2 separate regions of the Homo sapiens genome follow, and region 1 is linked to region 2. The links are chromatin contacts, found by Hi-C or POLR2A ChIA-PET in ENCODE. All regions are on one chromosome and are shown on one strand. The core of a region is the stretch at or near the end of the contact, and the rest is flanking DNA. Distances in the headings are between cores, read along the strand shown.

Region 1 (2,901 bases), core at 14-2,513, 35 kb after region 2:
ACTGCCACTTTCCATGCCGGGAAACAGAGACATCTCATCCAGTCTGACGCTTCTGCATCTGCCCAATGCAGGGGAGCTAAATGAGAACCTGGAAAGGTGAATACACTTTACCCAAGAAAGGCAATAAATCTGTGCAAAGAGAATGGAAGTATGAAAAGCACAACAGAAAAATGAAGCTTTCTGAAATTAGTTTTTTAGACCAGACGTTGGAAAACTTTTTCAATTAAGGGTCAGAGAGTTAAGTATTTTAAGCATTGTGGTCCACATCTCTGTCACTACTCCACTCTGCCTTTGTAGCACAAATGTAGCCAGAGACCATAATTAAATGAATGAGTTCATTTAATATTCCACTGAAAAGCTAAAATTTGAATTTCATTAAACTTTCATGTATAATGAAATATTATTACTCTTTTGATTTTTGTTCCCAACCACTTAAAAATGTAAAACCTGGGCAGATCACCTGAGGTCAGGAGTTCAAGACCAGCCTGACCAACATGGCAAAACCCTGACTCTACTAAAAATGCAAAAATTAGCCAGGTGTGGTGGCACACACCTGTAATCCCAGCTACTCAGGAGGCTGAGGCAGGAGAATTGCTTGAACCCGGGAGACGGAGGTTGTGATGAGCCAAGATCAAGCCGCTGCACTCTAGCCTGGGTGAGAGTGAGACTCGGTCTCAAAAAAAAAAAAAAAGTAAAAACCATTCTTACTTGTGGACCACACAGAAATGGGCAGTGGACTGCATTTGGCCCATAAACCCTAGTGTGTTAACCCCTGTCCTGTATCAGTGGTTACTATTTTTTCAGGCCAAAAACCATTTGGACAATCTGATGAAACTGATGTACCTCTCTCTAGGTGGGAAAAGCCTCTCCACTGACATACATACAACATCTGAAAATTCCATGGGCATAGATTAGGAATTTGGGCTCCAGCAATATTCTTCTTTTTAAAAGTGCTCTGGTAGAGCGAAGGGGTATGTGATGGGGGGAACAACTTTTTGACAATAATTAGTGGATCACCCAGTACTAAATAGCTTTATCTATTAACAGTCATAAATTAAACATCAGGTTCAGAAATCAGCAATATAAAAGCAACCTTTCCCCATTTGAAAACATTGAGTAATGGAATTTGGGAAGTCAGCCAGGAAACTCACGTGCATCAGTCATCTTCCCTGCCCATTTTCAGATCAAAGGTTTATGGTCCTGGACTCTGCATGGCCTGGGTTACTCTCCATGACCCCAGGTGTACTCTGCACCCTGTGCATGCTCAGCAAGGCAGTTCACCCGTGGCGCAGACAGGAATTTTTGAATTTTCTTATAAACATACTTCCCTTCAGTGGCAGCCTTGAGCCAAGATTATGCCAGTCTGAGATGTCAAAGAATCATTTAAAAAAAAAAAAAACAAAAAACTGCCAGGTGCAGTGACTCATGCCTGTAATAGCAGCATTTTGGGAGGCCAACACAGGTGGATCATTTGAGGCCAGGAGTTCGAGACCAGCTTGGCCAGCATGGTGATACCCTGTGTCTACTAAAAATACAAAAATTAGTCAGGCATGGTGGGGCGCATCTGTAATCCCAGCTACTCGGGAGGCTGAGGCAGGAGAACTAATTGAACCGGGCAGACAGAGGTTGCATTGAGCCGAGATCATGCCATTGCACTCCAGCCTGGGTGACAGAGTAAGACCCCATCTCAAAATAAATAAATAAAGCCAATGGCTCAATTGTACTTTTTACTGAAAAGTTTAAGTCCCACTTAAAACCAGAAAAATCCAACCAGCAGGATTATCATCTATGCTTTGCATACTGCATGCTGCTTTTATTCTGCAAAAACAGGCCAATACTGAGTAGCTTTCTTATGTAATGGTTTTGGTGGGGTAGAAGAGGGACCACCCCTGCAGTCCAGGCCTTCCTGAGAGCCTGGACAACTTACCCAGGTTAGACATATGAGCCAGCAAGCTCTTCTACCTTCTGCAGCTGGATTAGTCCAACGGGAATATGGTTGATTTTAATACTAAAATGACGGAGTAATTTCTGGATGTAAAATAATAAGTTCACACCCATGTGGAGTCTACTATGTGCCAGGAACTATTCTAAGTGCTTGACATAAGCTCATGACCACCCTATGAGGTGAGTACTGCAGATCATGCTCTGCAGACAAAGAAACTTAACAGCAGAGGATTTAAGTAACTTGCCCACTATCGCCCAACTGGGAAGTGTTGGAGCCGGGATTCAATTCAAGCTGTTGGCTTCAGATTCCCAGTTCATACTCGCTCCCTCTATGAAACCTCCACCCATCCATTTGGAAAATGTTGCTAGCTAGCTTCACCTTCTTGTTTCTTTTCAGCATAAAGTTCCTCACTTAAAGAAATCTATTCCTAGAGAGCTTGTGTGTAAACTAAATTAATTTTATAAGGCAAATTATATGTGAATGCACTGAGAGAGACTTGTTGAAAATCACACAACAGAGAATCCCCTTGTAAAGTGACCACCTGTCCCAGCATAATGCCTTGCAAACAGTAAGCATTTAATAAATGTTTGTTGGGTAATATTAATTCCCTTAATTTGTGTAAATGTTTCTTTTGGTACATTAAGGATACTTAAAATAAGGTATTTATCATCAACTGGAAATCATATTGGAGGGAAAAATGCTACAAAGAGCAACTGCAACCGTGGAATGATTAATTCAGTGAATCACCCGAGGAAGCGGGCATACTGCCAGTGCTGGCCTCAGGCTCCATGCCACCCTCTGCTCTGATGGGGATGCCAACCCTCCCAGGTTCGCTGACAAATCCCTCAGGAGAGGAATGGGTGGGATGAGATGAAGCAGATCTGAGGGCTGCAGCACCCGTACACCCGCACAGTCGTAGCATGCAGGTCCTAATGTGCAGATGTCACTAGCTTCCA
Region 2 (3,019 bases), core at 245-2,744:
AATAATTGAAAAAAATGATGTTTTCTGTTATCTGGATATTGCTTTGCTAGGCCAAATTCAGCATTTAAAATTATTGCTTTCGGTCAGATGTGGTGGCTCACGCCTGTAATCCTAGCACTTTGGAAGGCCAAGGCGGGCGGATCACCTGAGGTTAAGAGTTCGTGACCAGCCTAGCCAACAGGACAAAAACCCATCTCTACTAAAAATACAAAAATTAGCCAGGCATGGTGGCACGCACCTGTAATCCCAGCTACTTGGGAGGCTGAGACAGAAGAATCGTTTGAACCCAGGAGCCGAGATCATGCCACTGCACTCCAGCCTGGGCAACAGAGCAAGACTCTGTCTCGGAAAAAAAAAAAATTTATGCTTTCTTTTTTTCTTTTTTTTTTTTTTTTTGAGACGGAGTCTCATTCTGTAGCCCAGGCTGGAGTACAGTGGTGTGATCTCGGCTCACTGCAACTTCCGCCTCCCGGGTTCACACCATTCTCCTGCCTCAGTGTCCCCAGTAGGTGGGACTACAGGCGCCCGCCACGATGCCTAGCTAATTTTTTGTATTTTTAGTAGAGATGGGGTTTCACTGTGTTAGCCAGGATGATCTCGATCTCCTGACCTCGTGATCTGCCTGCCTCAGCCTCCCAAAGGGCTGAGATTACAGGCGTGAGCCACCATGCCTGGCCACTTTCATTTTTATAGTAATGTCAACCACAAATAGTCAACCACTTAAATAATTGACTACTTCTACTGAGCCATAAGAACTGCCAGAATGATATTTCTGATCTTATTCGTTCTTATATAAGCCTCATCATAGTTCCCTGGAATAAAATTATAAATTGTGTATGATATAAGTAACTAAAATTAGTTTAAGTTGATTTCTCAAAAGCTGTATGTATTTATGATAAGAGAAATTGCACATTATTAGGCAAAAACCTATGAACTGTTTAGCTTAACACATTTTTATATATCTAATTTTTTTACCAAAGCTGAACTCTTTCCATGTTTACAAGGTAGTCTGGGATTACTAACAAAATAAACAAGAGCCTTTCTAGATAAATGTGTCCATATGCCAGTGCGGTTTAGGTCTTATTCAAGACACAAGTCATTACTTCTGAAAAAATGAAGGCACATTTATTAAATGACTGGGAGAAATTCCATAGTATGTAGAATGGGAATAATAATACATAACATTGTATTTTATGTTCCATTTTTTAAAATGAGTCCAAGGAAGTTAAAATATTCTTTTAATTAAGACACTCAAAGAAATGAAATAAGAAAAATTGATGCAAGGACTCCTTCAAGTTAAGATTTGTGATACAAATATTTTCATCTTTTAACAGGGCAAGCTGATGTGTTCACATCTCAGTTTCAAGCTGCCTCTTTCACTAGGAACATCAGTATTTTTTTTTAAAAGCACATTTACAATGCTTTCCCATCACCCTTGCTGTGTTTTTGTAGCACCTATAGCCATAACTGGCACCTGGGGGCCTGCGTTGCTGGCAGTTTCCCTTACATTTCTTTGGAGTCTTTTCAACTGCTGTGGTTTTACTTAGAAGTCAGTGCTTTGCATATTTGATTTCCTGAGACTGTTTGAATAGTCTTTCTCAGAAAACTGTGCCAGTCTGGCTGTGAACAGCTCTTCTCCGAGGGGAGCTGACAGTAGCCTGCTCGTGTTGGTATGCTTGGACTTGGGTTCCCAGCCATGCCCTGCTATCTTCTCTCCCTAATCCCTCTTATCCTGTCCCTGCCCTAGTGACATCACTGCCCACATCTTGCCATCCCTTTAAAGAAGAGAACAACATTTGAACCAGTCCAGTTAGAAAAAGATTAAAATCCTGCTCAGGGAATCTATGCAAAGCCTCCATAAAAACAATTCCTATTTGTTGTTTCAGCAGCTGATGCAGAAATGATTTTAAACAATAAAACCCGACCGGATAATTCAAACTTCTGTAAGGTAATAATCTGTTGTGAAGACAGAAGTCCCTACTTAAGATGATAGGTATGAAATTTGGGAACAAAGGTAACCTTAAGTTTCTTGATTTGAGTGTGTATTTTAAAGATCATCATCATCTTGACAGTGCAGTTTTGAGATAATGAAAACAAAAATGAGTTTTAATAAGCTTTAAATGGCATGGTATTTTGAGGTGCTAAGGTAAAGAGAAACATTGTTTTATGAAGTGGCTCATGTGGGTATATATATGTTGGTGTGCTGTGCTGCTAGCTATTCCATGGTCTTCATCAGTATACCACTAGAGAGAGAAAGAAAAGAAGTTAGAATTAGGAAGTCAGTACTCTTCTTAAAAAAAAAAATACGTAAATTCAAATGAGCTCTCACGAGCATACATGGTATAAAACAGAGTGTTTTAATTCCTGAGGCAGTTTATAAACTGAAACGGGGTCAAAGAGGGGGTCTAATTTTCCCCCAGAGCTTTTCCAGGGCACGTTGTTCTGTCCTGCAGAAGTCTCTGATCCTCTTTTGCAGGTGCTGAGAGAACTCACTGTGAATTTGGCTTTATTGAATAGTGCTTTAAAGATACGTACATTTTAATTAAAACACCCAATCCATTTCCAAATTTGACTCAAAGGGCGCTTACACAGCATGCATGGGAAGGAATGATTATCCCATTAAGCCCACTTGTTTTAATTAAACTGTTATCAAGTGTTAAATTTCTCTGTACTCTAGTAAGATAAACTGTATTAAACTAAATGATTTTTTTTAAAGCAATATTGCCTAATATATAGCACCTAGAAACTGGAAAAACTCTATTTCAATATTACATATATATGTTTAATAGAAGTGAAGTCAAAAATCAGATGTATTATTTGTAAACACTTAGATTTTAAACTGGTATTTTAAGAAATCTGTGTATTTGACATTTATGTAAAAGGAATTAATGATCTGGGACAAAAATTTATTGATTCATACCTTGTTAAATAATTGGGAAGTCATTACCGGGCAAACATAAATTATGGAGACATAAGTTAACTTTAAAAAAAGCTTAATTAAAGTAGCATTTGTCTTTTC

Evidence for each region. A loop is a pair of places that touch in the nucleus more often than their neighbours do. ChIA-PET counts read pairs that join two places held with the same protein, here RNA polymerase II (POLR2A). Pooled maps may share reads with other maps.
Region 1: a pooled map shows a loop between it and region 2 (2.7-fold over the local background). The contact joins two enhancer-like sites. A Hi-C loop is called at or near these places in 2 of 168 maps with a recorded cell type or tissue (HepG2 and posterior vena cava) and 2 of 50 pooled maps. POLR2A ChIA-PET finds 5 or more read pairs at or near these places in 4 of 52 experiments (activated CD4-positive, alpha-beta memory T cell, activated T-cell, activated naive CD4-positive, alpha-beta T cell and 1 more).

The regions. Positions count from the first base shown.
Region 1 is chr2:162,026,673-162,029,573 of GRCh38, forward strand. The region is part of intron 10 of DPP4 (dipeptidyl peptidase 4); the gene reads right to left. Among named protein-coding and RNA genes, the nearest start is that of DPP4, 46 kb to the right of the region's middle. RefSeq lists an enhancer at 94-263. Within about 2 kb of position 1,264, at least 2 of the 41 ENCODE cell types and tissues checked have a DNase peak (open chromatin) inside an H3K27ac peak, as active enhancers do.
Region 2 is chr2:161,991,142-161,994,160 of GRCh38, forward strand. DPP4 (dipeptidyl peptidase 4) reads right to left here. Exons shown (of 26, transcript NM_001935.4): 26 at 1,104-2,243. The coding sequence ends at 2,142. Among named protein-coding and RNA genes, the nearest start is that of DPP4, 82 kb to the right of the region's middle. Within about 2 kb of position 1,495, at least 3 of the 41 ENCODE cell types and tissues checked have a DNase peak (open chromatin) inside an H3K27ac peak, as active enhancers do.